Regions from separate parts of the Homo sapiens genome. Here all the other regions are linked to region 3. A link is a loop called in an ENCODE intact Hi-C map of the cell type or tissue named here. Cell type or tissue: psoas muscle. All regions are shown on one strand. Links, peaks and the distances in the headings refer to the core of each region. The heading gives the core; the rest is flanking DNA.

The links. A loop is a pair of places that touch in the nucleus more often than their neighbours do. Peaks named below come from ENCODE experiments on the same cell type or tissue, not always from the same donor. Only the 100,000 strongest peaks of a DNase experiment are listed, where the experiment ranks them.
Region 1: it touches region 3 in a loop (2.5-fold over the local background); 28 of 110 quality-filtered maps call a loop at or near these places.
Region 2: a loop joins it to region 3, with 5 times the contacts of the local background. A loop is called at or near these places in 104 of 110 quality-filtered maps.

What each region holds. Positions count from the first base shown.
Region 1 is chr17:78,418,817-78,424,253 of GRCh38, forward strand. PGS1 (phosphatidylglycerophosphate synthase 1) reads left to right here. Exons shown (of 10, transcript NM_024419.5): 9 at 730-859; 10 at 5,245-5,437. The coding sequence ends at 849. It overlaps DNAH17 (dynein axonemal heavy chain 17), which reads right to left. Exons shown (of 81, transcript NM_173628.4): 81 at 4,881-5,337. The coding sequence ends at 5,090. Among named protein-coding and RNA genes, the nearest start is that of PGS1, 43 kb to the left of the region's middle. RefSeq lists enhancers at 776-1,460, 3,734-4,313. In psoas muscle, for the core only: a CTCF peak has its summit at 3,402 (motif pointing left); a DNase peak (open chromatin) is centred at 3,385; H3K27ac peaks cover 964 bases.
Region 2 is chr17:78,174,343-78,179,810 of GRCh38, forward strand. It overlaps TK1 (thymidine kinase 1), which reads right to left. Exons shown (of 7, transcript NM_003258.5): 5 at 1,187-1,276; 6 at 708-827; 7 at 1-608. The coding sequence ends at 417. Among named protein-coding and RNA genes, the nearest start is that of SYNGR2, 8.5 kb to the left of the region's middle. RefSeq lists enhancers at 1-280, 1,091-1,270, 1,291-1,410, 1,420-2,198, 1,421-1,470 and 1 more. In psoas muscle, for the core only: CTCF peaks have their summits at 368 (motif pointing right) and 2,394 (motif pointing left); DNase peaks (open chromatin) are centred at 329, 999 and 2,379; H3K4me3 peaks cover 1,565 bases; H3K27ac peaks cover 3,563 bases.
Region 3 is chr17:78,110,028-78,115,528 of GRCh38, forward strand. TMC6 (transmembrane channel like 6) reads right to left here. Exons shown (of 20, transcript NM_001127198.5): 19 at 3,521-3,597; 20 at 1-3,184. The coding sequence ends at 3,121. Among named protein-coding and RNA genes, the nearest start is that of TMC6, 16 kb to the right of the region's middle. RefSeq lists an enhancer at 2,564-2,623. In psoas muscle, for the core only: a CTCF peak has its summit at 2,772 (motif pointing right); DNase peaks (open chromatin) are centred at 774, 2,284 and 2,784; H3K27ac peaks cover 1,579 bases.

The DNA of each region.
Region 1 (5,437 bases), core at 438-5,437, 310 kb after region 3:
TCATTGGCACAAATTGGCTTTGTGCCAATTTGATAGAAGAAAAACTGTGTCTCATTTAAAAAATACCTCATTTTAATATGCATTACCTCGTTTAGTGAGGGTGAACATTTAAAATATTTTTTCCACCAGTTATATTTCTTCAACTCTAAATTGAAGAAATTTAGAGTCCTTTACATGTCTTGGTCTTAAAAGCCTTTTGGGTTTTTTTTTTGAGACAAGGTCTCACTTTGCCACCCAGGCTGGATTGCAGTGGCAGCATCACAGCTCATGCAGCTTTGACCTCCCGGGCTGAAACCCTTGCCTACCTCAGCCTCCCAAGTTGCTGGGGCTACAGGCACACACCACCATACCCGGCTAATTTTTAGAATTTTTTCATAGAGATGATGTCTTCCCTGTGTTGCCCAGGGTGGCCTCAGACTCCTGAGCTCAAGCGATCCTCCTGTCTCAGCCTCCAAAAGTGTTGGGATTATAGGCTTTAGCCACTGTGCCCAGCCCTTAAAAGTCTTTAGGAACACGGCTTCTTAGCTTTTCTAAGGAATGTTTGACAGTGGCAACTTGTAGGGCCTGGCCTTGCCTGCCACCAGAGCACCCTGGGAATCTCTGGGCCAGGTAGACATGGGAAGTCAGGGTTTTCTGGGCTGGCCTGAGGGGCTGGGCTGGGGCCAGCCGGCCATGTGGTGTGGTGCTGGAGGGGACTCCTCACTATTCCTGTCTGTTCCTCTTCCTCAGGAGCAAGAGCAGCTCTACCTGAGGTCAGGTGTGGTGTCCTCTGCCACCTTCGAGCAGCCGAGTCGCCAGGTGAAGCTGTGGGTGAAGATGGTGACTCCACTGATCAAGAACTTCTTCTGAGGACAGACAGGTGCTGTCTCTAGCATCACCTCTCAGCACGATTTTCCCGAGAGTTCACAGGTGGGGCAGGTGGTTGTTCTGACTCAACCAGAGCTTCCAGAGGGCTCTTTGATCCCTTTCTCAGTTAAACACAGAGCAGCATCTTCAGGGGTATGGCAGCTGTCCTCAAAGTTAGAAGCTGGATGCTAAATTAGGCAGTCTGTTCACTTTCCATCTGGTACCCACTCCACTAAGTCCCAAGGCGCCTGTGCTGGGGTCGGCAGTGGCAGCCTGTAGTCCCCTTCTGCTCTCCCTTCCCAGGGGGTCCTGAAGAAGCCCTGGGGCAAGGGCTCAGGGATGAGGGGGCAGAAAGGCAGATTGAGCCCCTCCAAGCTGAGCACACTGGTGCAGGAGATGTAGACGTGGGAGGAGGGGAGCACGTTTGCTCGTGAGAGTGGCTCTGGCTTGCTGCCCTGGCCGGCTGTAGTGCACAGGGTGGGGCGTCGGTAGAGCCAGACCGTGGGCTGCTGCCTGGACGCCTCGCTGACATCCCTGTGCTGCGGTTACAGAGCTGCGCCCTTCTAGACTCTGGAAGTTGAGTAACAGGACCTGCTCTGCCCACCCAGGAGGGGCCTGCCGCTTCACCAGAGGCACCAGTGGGGTCCCACAGTCACCTGAGGTACCCCTGGACTGTCTTGACGCCTAGAGGTCCGGGCAGGGGGTGGCTGCCATTAAAGGTGGGGTCTTTGCTGAGTGACCTTTTGTGTCCTGGATCCCTCAGGGCCTGGACTGCACTCCGGGTGGGGTCAGGCTCCCGAGGCCCCTGCTCTCTGGTTCTGGATGTTGTGGGTAGTTCTGTTGCTTTGGATGGCTGGGCCTTTGGATGGTGGCTTGTGGGGAAGGGACGGTGAGGAGTCAAAGATGAGCCAGGACCCATGTGGCCGGCACATGCGCTAGTGCCGGCATCTCATGTGTGCAGCGTGGGCTCCCTTAGTGCCTGGCACCTTAGTGCTCTGCTAAGTCTCATTGTTTAAAAATGTGTAGTTTATCTGCAGCTTTTCCTAGTTATTTTAATTACTTTTCATTTTATTTGAATAGTGTGTGCAAATGTAGAGAGTAAAACAATACTGCGGCCATTTCCTGCCCTCCCTTCCCCCAGGCAGCCACTCTTGGCTTGTTTCTTCTGATGTGCACACGTGTCCGTATTTCTAAATAACGTGCATATCCTGCTGTCTTCCCCCAAAATGTGTACTTAACCAAAACAGCACCAGTGTCACTCCTGAAACAAAAATTACCAAGAATGTCTTAGTATCATCAAATACCTAAATGGTGTTCACAATTCCACTTGCCTTAAAATTAATTTTTTCGATTATTTGACTTGAAGTCCAATTAAGGACTACACCTTGTGATTGTTTTTTCCCTAGCAATTTATTTTTTGAAGAATGAACTTTATTTTTATTGGATCTACTTAAAACATTTTTGTGTCACCTAGTAGCAGGGGATTTTGAATACATGTCATGTGTGTTTATAAAGCCAGCTCTCCATATCCCCCAGTGTCTCCAGGAGCTGCTTTTGTGACCTCACTGCCTGATCTCTTTATCATCTTCAGGTGCTTGACCCTTGCACAGAGAGAAGCTTCCTGGGCTACAGGGCATGGCAGCCTGTCCTTTCGGGGAGTGAGATTAGATTTAGTCCCTGCACTTTGCCTCTCTAGAAGCAGCTTCTCGCCTTTCCCTCCCGAGGGCTGGCAGGAGTCACTGTCACCCTTCATGGGGTCTGAAAGGTTGCATAGGCTCACCTGGTCTTAGACAAGGACAGTTGCAGCTTCCGCACCAGGCAGACCTGCAGTTTGAGTGGCTGGGGATAGGTGGAGCGGCGGCCTGGCCACAGTGCCCTGGACAGCAGCACATCACATCAGTTAACACTGTTTGCCTTCCAACTAGTTATTACGGTGTCCTGTGGGACAATTAGACTGGAGGAGCCAAAGGAATGTGCAGGGGCACTGGGTTTCTGTTTGGAGAGAGGCTCTCGGTAAACAGAGTTCGCATTCCTCCAGATTCTGTGGGACCAGAGTAAATATCATTATGCCACAGCCAGGCTTAAGCAATCTATCTGCAGTGCCGTTCCCGCAGCGCACACTGCTCCCTCTGTCTCTGCTGATGACCTTCGAGGCTGTCCTAGGCAGGTTCTCCCTGAGGAGCTCCCCACACCAAGCCTCCCTAACTCTGCAAAGCAGCCGGAGCAACAGAGAGCAGCGGGCGGCGGGCGGCGGCCGCCGCAGTCCTCCCGGCTTTCTAGGTGCGCGGGGCTGTCGTGTTCCAGTCCCTGTGTTCCCCGTCGCTGGAGTGCAGCTTAAGTGCGAATCATTTCTTGGAAAGTTTAGAGATAATTTTGTCAACTACCCACAATATGTATGTGTGGACTAGATTACTTTCTTATTTCAGGATCTAAAGGCAAAATGGAAAAACGTCACATTTTGTGGTTATTACCAGGGACTGAAGTGAGTTGCCCGGTGGCCCCTGGTGGCTTTAGCTCCCCTGGTCACCTGAAGGGCTGCAGTGACCCCTCCTGGCCAGCAGAGGTATTGGCCCAGCCAGGCTGGGGGAGGCTGAAACTGCTTCCCTTCTCTGCAGCCACAAAGGGCTGGATTCCTTGGGCGCCAGGAGGGGAGGATTTTTCTTTTCCCTCCGATAGCCCTACTGGGCGCTAAGATTGTTGTGAATCATTACCCTCAGAATTTGGACTTTCTAGATGCTTCTTAACCCATGATTTAGGTGAGTAAACTTGGAAAAATGTTTTTGCAAAACTTGATGATCAAGCTGAACGTAGAACGATATTCCTAATGGGTGTGTTTGCCTTTTTTCCCCCTTTTGAGACAGGGTCTCACTCTGTCACCCAGGCTGGAGTGAGTGGCATGATCATGCCTCGCTGCGTACTTGACCTCATGGGCTCAAGCGACCCTCCTGCCTCAGCCTCCTGAGTAGCTGGGACCACAGGCACATACAACATTCCCAGCTAATTTTTTGTATTTTTGATTGATAGAGATGGTTTTGCCACGTTGCCCAGGCTGGTCTTAAACTCCTGGGCTCAAGTAAGATTGCCGTCCTGGGATTAGAGGCGTGAGCTGCTGCAGCGGCCTGCTTTTCTTTGAAGCCTGAGAAATGTTGAGGGCCGGGCACAGTGGTTGACACCTGTAATCCTGGCGCTTTGGGAGGCCGAGGTTGGTGAATCACCTGAGGTTAGAAGTTTGAGACCAGCCTGGCCAACATGGTGAAACCCCATCTCTACTAAAAATAAAAAAATTAGCTGCGTGTGGTGGTGGGTGCCTGTAACCCCAGCTACTTGGGAGGTTGAGGCAGGAGAATCGCTTGAGCCCAGGAGGTGGAGGTTGCAACGTGAGCCGAGATTGCGTCATTGCACTCCAGCCTGGGCGACAAGAGTGAAACTCTCACTCTCCCTCGAAAAAAAAAAAAAATGTTGATCCTGTCTTGGTCCCCCTGGGATCCGTCTTTTCTGACGTTTGCCGCTGTCTCCCCTCATCCCCCAGGTTGCTAGTTAATTCTCTCCCCTCGTGCCTGCACCCTGCTGCCCTAGCTAGCCTGGCCACCTCACTGCCGTGTCCTGCATCAGCCCAGCCACAGAGTCCTACAGGTCCGGGGCTTGCTTGTGGGAACGGCTTGTTCTTCTAGACTCTGGGGGCGGGGGCTTGGGTGTGTTTCCTTACTTGTAAAAGGTCCTGTTGTTTTTGGGAGCAGGGAGTAATGGCGGATGAGACGCTGTGTGGAGGCGGCAGCTCCTGGTATGGGGTAACGCCCTGTCCCCTCATTGGCAGGTGGTTTGCATGAAGCATCAGGCCAGAGGGTGTGAGTGCCAAGCCCTCACCCCACATGCTGCTCCTGTTAAAAGCAAACTCCACTGACCCCCCCGGGAAGTCAGGATTTGGGATTTACTTCCTGGAATGCTTGCCTCTGGCTGCTGGGAATTGGGGCCTTTCCCCAAAGCCTGAACCAGGCCTCACAGTGGCCATCAGGCACAGAATGGATGGGCACAGCTGAGTGGCTCCACTGGCTTTAATCTGCCCCACCTCTTCCACACCAACCTCCACCCTCTGGTTCCGATGTGCTTGGTTACAAAGCACCTGATTATTTAAGAGAACGAAAAACCACCACCAGTTCCTGTAAAGAATAAGTCACAGGTGCACAGGTGAAGGGCTGAGTTGTGGTCCAGCCCCAGGGAGTGTGGGCTGTGAGGCAGGAGCGAGCTAAACCTGTAGGAGCAGCGCCACGGCTGCCAGGATCCACTTCGCTGCCTTCTCTTTGGTCTTCAAGTTAAAGGTCCAGACATAGGTGGGGCCGCGGATGCGTGTTTTGTACACGGGACACTCATAGATGTTCTTGGTCTCCATGCGGTCCACAGGAATGGCCTTGATGAAGATGACAGGCATGGCCGGGGTCAGCTCTTTCAGCCGCGCTTCAGCGATGACTCCAGTCTGGGTGTCCCAGCGAGCCCCTGCAGGGACAGTATGGCTGAGGGTCAGGTGTGCTGCCAGTAAGTGAGGGAGGGGCTGGCAGGAAGGGTGGGGTCCTCACACTCCCCGCCCTCTGCAGAG
Region 2 (5,468 bases), core at 1-5,000, 64 kb after region 3:
CTAAGCCTCAGTGTGGGCCAAGGCTCAAAGGTGCTGGCACAGGCTTCCCAGGGAGAACAGAAACTCAGCAGTGAAAGCCGCAGAGGGGAAGAAGCAGGCTGATGTCAACAGCGTGGGGCTCTGTCCCTCACCCCAAGGAGAGGGAGTGTGCCAGATCCCAGGCCACCAAGCGGGGCCAGCTCCAGCCTGGGCGATCGTCCCAGCAGCTGAGAGGGAAGCTTTAAGCAGACCAGTGGGTAGGAGAGGAGGGAGCATGCGGCAGGTGGGGCAGCCACACAAAGGAGAGTTCCCAGAAGGCCAAGGTGTGGTCACCCTCCACGCCTCCCGACTTCCTCCTGGAGTGGCTGGGCAGCATGCAGGGCAGCGTCCAGTAGGCGGCAGTGGCAGGAAGGGAGCGGGCGGCCCTCGCAGGTCCCTCAGTTGGCAGGGCTGCATTGCAGAATCTGCTGTGGGGCAAAGAGCTTCCTGGCAGCCACGGCTTCCCCTGGCTTTCCTGGCACTGGGCAGTTCTCTTTGTTGTCCGGCCCGGCAGGCTGGCCTGAGGCCTTCTTGAAGTAGCAGAGCCGACACACGGAGTGGTACTTGTCTGCTCCCCCAATCACCTCGACCTGGCCGCAGGGACAGGGGATGGGTGAAGGGCCAGGACAGGAAGGAGGCAGAGCCATACCCCCACCCCGCCGGCCTGCAGGGAAGGCAGGTGGAGCTACCTCCTTCTCTGTGCCGAGCCTCTTGGTATAGGCGGCTTCCCGGAAGCACTCCATGCACACCGCCGTCAGCTTCACCACGCTCTCGGCCAGCGGCACCAGGTTCAGGATGGCCCCAAATGGCTGCGCTCCCATGGAAAGACAGAGGGCGCTCAGCCACCTTACCAGGTGGGTTTTTCTTTTAAACCCTCTGATTCACAAGCACTGAAGCCAGGAGAGTTTGCTCTGACCTTAGTCCTTCCCCCAACCCCCAGAGCACCATGCCCGGCTCTGTCCCTTTGCCAATTCAAAGCACCTGCCGCAACAGATGGCACGCAGTCTGCACAGACCATGGAGTCCCTTGGCTCAGCCAAGGCCTGAGCAGCTCGGCCGTAACCCTGTGGTGGCTGAGCCCTGGTCACCCAGAGCTGGTGTCTCTGTGCCCATCCAGAAGCCTCTTGCCCTCCTCAATCCCAGCTCCAGACCTGGATCAGACGCCTTACCTTCCTCTGGAAGGTCCCATCCAGTGCAGCCACAATTACGGTCTTCCCGGCGTTGGCCATGGCCTCGCAGAACTCCACGATGTCAGGGAACTGGAAAGGGCACGTGGAGAAAGAGTGTGAGAGCTTCCACCCCAGCAGCAGCTCCCTGGAGCCCCAGCGAAGACGCTGCCAGATCTGACAACTCCGGCCATTTGGCCCGGAGTAACTCTTAATTCTCCCACGAGGCTCCCCAGGCCGGGGGACTGTGTCCACCCGCACGCCCCCCAGCAGACGACAGGTACATCCACAACTGCGCAGCCCCTTCCCCCTGCAGCCAGCTTCCCTCCGAGTCCAGGTACCCAGGACTCAGCACCGGACTTCCACACCAGCTGTGCTGTTTAACACTGCAGTGGCCAAAGGCCTGCTGCCTTGGGCTCGGACACCACTCTTCGCTGGACCCATTATCTGTGTGACCTTGGCAATGAATTAACGTCTCTGAACCTGTTTCCTTTTCCTTAAGAGCAAGGAAGGTCCTGTTGTTTAAGGATGGAAGGCCCTAAGTTATATACATGCTCTTCGGTGAATAGGTGGGCGCTTTGTGCTCTTGCCTCCCCCGTTTTAAACGGGTAATGTGCCTTGAGAAGGGGCGGGGGTCCTACTGGCCATTTACAGAGCAGGATGACACAGCACAGCCTTCTAAATTCAGGACCTGCACAGAGCACATTTACTGTGTAAAGCAAACTTCACTTTGGCCCAGGGAGAAGCTGAAACTCTGGCAAGTGCTCTGGTGATTCTCATCAATCAATCATATCACTCTTAGCTGGTTGAGTTCATATGTCCAGACTGGCCTTTGGGTTGGGTGAAGCAGGGATGTCCTTGTCCTTGGGTGCAGGGTCTCTCTCCCAGGGCCACTCAGGCTTTCTCAGCCCAGGTACTGAGGTTTGAGGTTATTGAGACGTGAGGGCTTAGCAAGGTGAGGACTAAGGGGTGGCTCGAAAAATTCCAGTGAGATCCAAGCAAAGCCCAACGTGACTGATTGCGCTCAGCTGACTGCAGGGGTCTCTGGAGAAGGAAACCCAGAGACTCCAGCACGCCAGGGCCCCTCCCCACCATGCACTCGTTCCCTCTTTTTCTCTGAGGACTCATGACATGTCACGAAAATGCAGCTCCCAGCCTGCAAGGAGCTGTGGGCCGGCACACCACCTGCGCCAGGGGCGCGCCCCCTGGAGGGCTGACGCTGCCATGGCTGCCATTTGAGGCCGGATCTCGCTGTGTCCTGTGCAGTGTAGGGTGTTGGGCTGCGTCCCTCGCCCCCACCCATTAGATAGATGCCAGGAACACACCTCCCACCCCCCAGCTGCGACAAAATTGTTTCTAGTTGTTGTGAGATGTCCCCTGGGTGGGAATGGAGAGGGGAAGAACCCTCCTGAGTTGAGAACCTTGCTCCTTCACCCGCCACATGAGGGTAGAAGGCAGACCCCAGACTCTCCTGCATCAGGGTTTCAGGATGAAGGTCCTCAGCCCCCACTCACTCCACCTCTTGACCAACCTCAGGCTGAGGTCCATAGTCAAAGAGCTTGGTTCTTGCACCCGGCACTTCCCCACCCGTCCAGCACTTCCAGTGATCTGCCTGCCTCAGCCTCCCAAAGTGCTGGGATCACAGACGTGAGCCTCTGTGCCAGACCCTAACTTTTCCTAGATTAAACTTATTATAGATTGCATGTCTCTAACCTGAAAGGCTCCAAAATCTGAAACTTTTTGAGCGCCCACCACAAGTGGAAAATTCCACACCTGACCTCATGGGACAGGTCACAGTCAAAAACTGTGGCTCACGTCCAAATTACTAAATACATAAAATTACTCTCAGGCTATGTGCCTAAGATGTCTATAAAACATAAATGGATTTTGTGTTTACACTTGGGGCTCATTCCCAAGGTCTCATTATATTATGAACATGCAAATATTCGAAAACCTGAAATCCGAAACACTTCTGGTCCCAGGCATTTAGGTTAAGGAATACTCAACCTGTATTACTTGTGTAGTAGAACAGAAAACACAAAAAGGTCTATTTTTTTTTTTTTTTTGAGACGGAGTCTCGCTCTGTCGCCCAGGCTGGAGTGCAGTGGCGTGATCTCAGCTCACTGCAAGCTCCGCCTCCTGGGTTCACGCCACTCTCCTGCCTCAGCCTCCCGAGTAGCTGAGACTACAGGTGCCCGCCACCACGCCTGGCTAATTTTTTTGTATTTTCAGTAGAGACGGGGTTTCACCGTGTTAGCCAGGATGGTCTCGATCTCCTGACCTCGTGATTCACCCACCTCGGCCTCCCAAAGTGTTGGGATTACAGGCATGAGCCACTGCGCCTGGCTTTGTCTATTTTTTTTGAGACAGAGTCTCGCTCTGTCATCCAGGCTGGAGTGCAGTGGCATAATCTTGGCTCACTGCAACCTCTGCCTCCCAGGTTCAAGCAATTCTTGTGCCTCTGCCTCCCAAGTAGCTGGAATTACAGGTGTGTGCCACCACGCTTGGCTAATTTTTGTATTTTTAGTAGAGATGGGGTTTCACCATGTTGGCCTGGCTGGTCTCAAACTCCTGACCTCAAGTGATCCGCCCGCCTAGGCCTTCCAAAGTGCTGGGATTACAGGTGTGAGCCACCGTGCCCAGCCAGAAAAAAAGTTTAAAAAAATAAATCAGAGCTCCTACTATTGCCAAGCGACCCTGCAAGCCCACCACACACTGTGCAGCTGTTGATGCAAGGGTGCCCACCCACCACCAGCATCTGAAGCACAGCACCCCCAGCTAGGAGCTTCAGGTTTTCCAGAGATTTCCAGGTGAGTCTCTCTTGGATGCCAACAGTTTCTACAGAGCAGTGTGAGCACCTGTGTGTCTCGCCCGGGGTACAAAGAAGCACAGAAGCTTCTGACCCAGGGCCTTCCTCAGGATGGCACGGTGGCTACTCTGTGAAAGGCTTTCCCTGCTGACCCAGAAAACGGGAACAAGGCAGGTTCGGCTGGGCTTCATCCACTGTCCACGTAGACAATGAAGGAGCGAAGGACAGTCCTTCTGCTGGGTCCCATGCTAGGAACCCCTCTCCTCGATCTAGAACTGCTTGCAATGGGAAGACCCTGAACTTCTTTTGTTTTGTTTTGTTTTGAGACTGAGTTTTGCTCTTGTTGTTGCCCAGGCTTGGAGTGCAATGGGGCGATCTTGGCTCACTGCAACCTTCGCCTACCGGGTTCAAGCGATTCTCCTGCCTCAGCCTCCCAAGTAGCTGGGATTACAGGCATGCGCCACCACGCCTGGCTAATTTTTGTATTTTTAGTAGAGACGGAGTTTCTCCATGTTGGTCAGGCTGGTGACCCGGAACTTCTTGAAGAGAACAAGGGCACACAGAGGCCAGGGCAGAATGCTGATGTCTGGGTAGGGTGTAATAAATACTCACTGAATGAACTCAAGTTTTACTTGCTGGCCAGGGAGGAAGTAGACCGAGAAATCCCTCCTATAGGCTGAACAGGGGACAGGACTTCATACGCTGGCTCCTGACTCAGGGCATTTGGATGTCGAGGAAGGAGAAGGGAAAGGTTTCTGCCTCGGGGGTCTGGGTCAGCCTCTGTCAACAAGGTTTACGCAGAGCCAGGAGAACAGAGCTATTGAACAACTCACAGCGGCAGGTCTGAAGGAGGGAGAGCCTTGCCAAAGCTGAAGCTTCCTTGTTCTGAGAGGGCCATGTCCCCAAAGCTGATGCAAAATCCCTGGATGCATTCTGAGGCCACAGTTTGGGAGCAAAAGAGAACAGCTGCAGCCCTATTCCCAGCCTGGGCTCACTTTCTCGCCAGGAGTCCCTCAAGCACGGGGCAGCAACAACGACGTCTCCACGTACGCAGAGGCATGGGGGTGCTCAGGGGCGCACCTCTGAAGGTCAGAAACGGAATGGCCATACCCAAGCGGGGAGGAGATGCCAGCTGCCGGGTGGTCGGGAACCCAGAGCGGACACTGGCAGCCTCAACTCCACAGGGCAGATGCCCCGCACAGGGGAAGGGACCCGTCAGCCTCCCCACGGGAATGGAATTTGCAGCTGTGACTCATACAGAATGTTGGGCAAGAACAGAACCAGGAAGGCAGGACTGGCCTTTTGAGGGGACAGGCCCTGTGACGTCCGGGCAGGGTATTCAGGCCAGAGCGGCCTGGCTCTGTGCTGGGAGGCAGGGCGGGTAGAGACCTCGAAGCACTCACCAAACCAACTCATTTATTCTTCCTCCAGGGTATAGAACTAGACTAAGTGTGGCCAGGCGTGGTGGCTCACGCC
Region 3 (5,501 bases), core at 267-5,266:
TGCACTCCAGCCTGGGGAACAAGAGTGAAACTCCATTCCAAGAAAAAAAAAAAAAATTCACATCCAAAATTTTAAAGATAATTCAAATCCAAATCAACTCAATCAGAATCTCTCGGGGTGGGCCTCAGGCACCAGTGTTTTTTTGTTTGTTGGGACAGGGTCTTGCCATTGCCCGTGCTGGATTCAAAACACCTGGGCTCGGCAGGTGTTGTGGTTCATGTCTGTAATCCCAGCACTTTGGGAGGCCGAGGCGGGCAGATCACTTGAGGTCAGGAGATCTTGACCAGCCTGACCATCATGGTGAAACCCCATCTCTACTAAAAATACGAAGATCAGCCAGGCCTGGTTGTATGCACCTGTAATCCCAGCTACTTGGGAGGCTGAGGCAGTGAGCCGAGATCATGGAACTGCACTCCAGCCTGGGCAAGAGCAAGACTCTGAAAAAGCAAATAAACCGAAACTCTTGGGCTCAAGCAATCCTCCGCCTCAGCCTCTGGAGCAGCTGCAATTACAGACAGGCGCCACCACCTCCAGCAAGTACCAGTGTTTTTAAAACCTCCCTGGTAGATTCCGTTGTGCAGCCCAGGCCGAGAAGCATCGCGGAGTCTTGTCATTCAGCCTGAAAATAGCATCAAGTTCCCATCCACTCGAACAACAGTTTGTAGATCTTAGGCTGCTCTCATCGAGCAAACATGGCCTCCTTGCAACACCTCAAATGGGTGCCAGGCATGGTACGCAGCACACAAACTGTGTCACTTGATACAGCGGCCCCATGAGGCGAGGAGCTGGGAGGTCACAGAACATGCCCCAGGGCACCCAGGGACACACTGAAGCCCAGGCCTCCAGCACGCAAGGGCTGCTCTGAAGAAATACGGGAGGTCCTCACTGGAGGGTCTGGGGCCACACGGTGGGTCCGGAGACAGAAACGAGGAGAGGACGGGCTCACCCAGCCGTGGGGCCGCGGGCTGGACATCCAGTGGGAGTGGGAAGCCGCCGTCTCAAGGCAGAATTCCCTCTCTGGGACACCTCGGGTTTTGCTCTTAAAGCTTTCAGCTGATAGGATGAGGCCCACCCACATTCTCAAGGATGATCTTTAGGTGAAATCGACTGTAGGTGTTCACCACATTCCAGCAGCACACGATCACAGCAACACCTCGGCCCCTCTCGATGAGATCACTGGGCCCCACAGCCTGGCCTGGTTGACACGAAAGACTGACTAGCACACACGGTAATTCTCCAGAAATATCCAGGCCAAGTTCTTCCACTTTCCTGTCATAAGCAGCTAGTACTGTCCTTTGTGAGGCTGGCAAGATGGGCTCAACAGGTCACAACCAATGATCATGCTGGCAAGCCAGCAGTGGCAGGCGCACGTCCCCAGCCAGAGAGGGACCGTGATGGTTTGGAGGACAGCATCTGCACAGATAGGGGCTGGAAACCCTACGTCGGTCCCTGTGGACTGTCACGTCACTTTCTGGACTGCCCACGCAGCTTCACCCAGCAGCACTCGCACCTGAAGATGCTGCCACAGTTGGCTGCCCAGAATCAGCACCAGCTACTTGCTGAGGCCCAGAAGCACCACTTGGCTCAGATCCACCCAGATGCCAACTCTGTCGGGCCCCTGTGGCAGCACCCAGATGTCTGCAGAGCACAGGAGCATCCCCATGGGATTGGGTGGGCTAGACCCAGCGTGGGGGTCTGCTAGCAGCCAGTGGCATCTCCATCTGGGTCTGACCCTTTTCTGGGCCCATCGCTCTTTGACCATTTCCCCACCTGGGTTCATTCCCCCAATCCCAAGCGCAGCTCCTGCAGGCCTGGAGCCCTGGGCTGTGACAGGCTGGTCCCCACAAGCCTGGAACCCTGCGCCGTGACGGGCTGGTCCCCACAGACCTGGAGCACTGGGGTCATGACGGGCTGGTCCCCGCAGGCCTGGAGCACTGGGGTCATGACGGGCTGGTTCCCGCAGGCCTGGAGCACAGGCTGACGGGCTGGTCCCCACAGACCTGGAGCACTGGGGTCATGACGGGCTGGTCCCCGCAGGCCTGGAGCACAGGCTGACGGGCTGGTCCCCGCAGGCCTGGAGCACTGAGGCTGACGGGCTGGTTCCTGCAGGCCTGGAGCACAGGCTGACGGGCTGGTCCCCACAGACCTGGAGCACTGGGGTCATGACGGGCTGGTCCCCGCAGGCCTGGAGAACTGAGGCTGACGGGCTGGTCCCCGCAGGCCTGGAGCCCTGGGCTGTGATGGGCTGGTCCCCGCAGACCTGGAGCCCTGGGCTGTCATGGGCTGGTCCCTGCAGACCTGGAGCACGGGGTCATGACGGGCTGGTCCCCGAATCCCTGTGCCCACCCCCCACAGCCTACGGTTTTCGGTATCCCACGGGCTCCTCAAACTCAGCCCAGTCAGACCCAGGATCACCACCCCCCAGCCAGCTGCTGGCAGCCAGAAGCAGGGGGCCAGCCCCACCTCACCAAGCCCTGTTCGCCTCCAAGCACAGGTGCTGGTTACCTATGCCTGGGAGGCAACTGTCCCCACAACTCATTTGCAACTGATATGTCTCCCCTCCAAGTCCCTCTCTAAATTTGTCTCCTGCTCCAGTAGATGCTACAGCATCACCCAATGGTTGACGCATCGCTCTGGTCACAATCCGTGCCTGCTCGGCTCACTTGTGCAGGTGTAAGCCCCTCCTGGGCGCGAGTTCAGGCTGGTCAAAGGCAGCAAGCGAATCAAGCCCTGGCGCGGTCCAGCCCCTGCCATCTGGGGCTTGGCCAGCAGAGGGCGCCCCCACTCCAGCTGAGGTTCCCAGGACCCAGACCTGCGCCTGGAGGTGGCCCCAGGGCAGCGGGAAGCAGGCCCCGGGTGTGGTCACAGACACAGAGCCCCAAGGGACAAGCCCATTTGCAAAACCCCTTTAATCAGAATAAATAGAGTCCCAGGCAGGGCAGAGTTCATTGGGGATGCCCAAGCCGGATTCACCCACCCTTCCAGCTCCAGCCTAGGCGCAGCTGCGGCTTTCGAGAGGCGAAACTGTCTTCCTTGTCCTGGTGTCCCAGCAGGGTCACTGGGAGGCAACAGTGTGGTCTCAGGGTGCTGGGCGGGCCCGTGAGGCCCATCGCCGTCCCCCTAGGCATCCTGTTCATCTGTGAGCAGGGCAGGGGGTGCCGCAGCCTCCTCGGTTGTCCCAACCCTGCCAGAAAGAGACATCACTGAGGGGACCCCATAAACATCAACATCCCTGCAACCTGGCTGGGCGCAGCCAAGGCCCGGCGAGGGACAGGCCAGACGCCCCACAGCCTTTCTCCTGAGATGTATTTTAGGTCCCTGTCAAAATGGCCAGGCTCCGGAGGCCAGAGAAGGCTCTAGAGAGAGTGAAGGTGGGCGCCGGGGGGGAGATTTTTGTAGGTCAAAAGCGGTCAAGTGTCAGCAATGTCGTGGTGTAGCCCCAGTGGCAGCCCTACTGTCCAGCCCTGGCCCCTCTCCCCTCCAGGCTCAGAGTGTCCCCAATCCCTCCACGGACCCTCACCTGCTCCTCTCCTCCCTCTCCTTCCTCTCGTAGATGGAGTGAAGCTTGTTGATTAAGAAGATTTTGTCCTCACCCTCCTAGAAAGGCCAGAACACAAAGGGGAGGAGAAATCATCCATCAGCCCATCCAGAGCCATCCTGTTCCAAACTGCATTTGAGGGAAAACTCACGAGGTGTATTCAACATCGCAAGCAGCAAAAACATAAAAGAAAAGGTGAAAGGGCCACCAAACAAGGACAAGGAAAAACCAAGAGCCAGGAAGTGGGCGTATGTGTGGATCTAAGCTTCCTAGTGGCCAAAGTGAAAAGGGAAATGTAATCAGCAGCCCAGAGCCAGCCTGACTCAATTTAAAACCAGCCCTGCCACGTACTGGCTCTGCCTTGGGTTACTAACTCTGTGACCTCAGTGGCAGCATCTGTAAAGGGGGATAATAACACAAGGCACAGGGTTTACATTAGTTTCCTGCTGCTGTCGTAACGAACTGTCATCAACTTCGTGGCTTAAAACACCACCGGTTTCTCAACTTTCAGTTCTGGAAGTGAGAAGTCCAAAATGAGTCTCACTGGGCTCCAGTCAAGCATGATCAGGGCTACATTCCTCCCGGAGGCTTCGGGGGAGAATCCTCTTCCTCGCCTTTTCCAACTTCTAGAGGCCCCTGGCTCTCAGCCCTTTCCTCCACTTCAAAGCCAGCAGTGGCTGCTCAAGTCCTGCTCACGTGGCACCACTCTGACCCTGACACTCCGGCCTCTGTTTTTCACCTCTAAGGACCCTGAGATCACGCTGGGCCACCACGATAATCTAGGGCCATCTCCTATCCAAAGTCAGCTGACTGGCAACTTTAATTCTACCTGCAATCGTAATTCCCCAGCCACGCAACGTAACGTATTCACAGGCTCCATCCAGTCTTAGGACGGGGACATCTTTGGGGCCAGTACTGGACTGACCCAGGGCTCTTTCGACAATGAAATGTGACAAGCAGAGGGGGCACTTAGCAAAGGATCTGGTGCACCGAAACACTGATCATCAGTGCCTGGGTCAGACCGGGATTCCCCGCCCGGAGCTTCACACAGAGAACAGGAGTTCTGTCAAGAGCCACACGGATTGGCTCTGGGCACCTGGCAACCTGGCTCAGCCTAGGAGGACCACTTAGAATACCTTCAAGGAGAGACCATGGGCCCCTTAAGCAACAACCTAAGTAGCTTCTATCGAGTTGCTGATGAGTATGGAGGGGCTGTGCACTTGAGCCATGCCGACCTGCACGGGGAAAACTCAGACCGACAGCCCCAAAGACGGGTCAGAGCTCGGCCTTGGGTAGACACCACAGCCAGCATCCGCCTGGAGAAAGGTCCTTCCCATCCCAGAGCAACGGTGGGTAGAGCTGGGATTCTCCCAGCACCACTCTGCATTCCCCGCCCGGACCCACCTGGCCCTACCTGGCCCCTGGGGGCTCTGAAATGCCACCCAGTAGGGCAGGAGCCATTCCCCACTTCCAATATCTACAGCCAGACAACCACCGCAGCCGAGATGCCAGGCTTTCAGCTCTATGTGGTGAAACGGGAAAGGCAGGAGATGGGACAGTGTGTACTACAGTGTTTACAACCCAAGCAATGTGGGAGCCGTCCCATGAGTGCTTGGGACGAGCTGGGACGAGCTGCCTGGAGCCCTGGATCCTGGCACCAACTAGCCAGCAGCAGGGTCACATGGCTGCCGAGGCCCACTGGCTGCACCCCGCCCTGCCCTCGCCTTGGCAGACGCCAGCCGCTGATCCCCACAAGCGCCCCCCTAGCCCTGGTGTGGAGCATGCCTAAGGACACTGGCACTCACCAGCCCCAGAGTGAAAACCTGCAGGAGGACAAATGGCAATGGGAGGGGATGGGGAGCCCTAGGGGGAGGGCAGAGCCCAGCAGCAGGACGCAAGCCTGGAAAAGCCACAGGACCTGCTTCACGGGGGGCCGTTCCCCAGGGGAGGGGCCTCGGGGAGG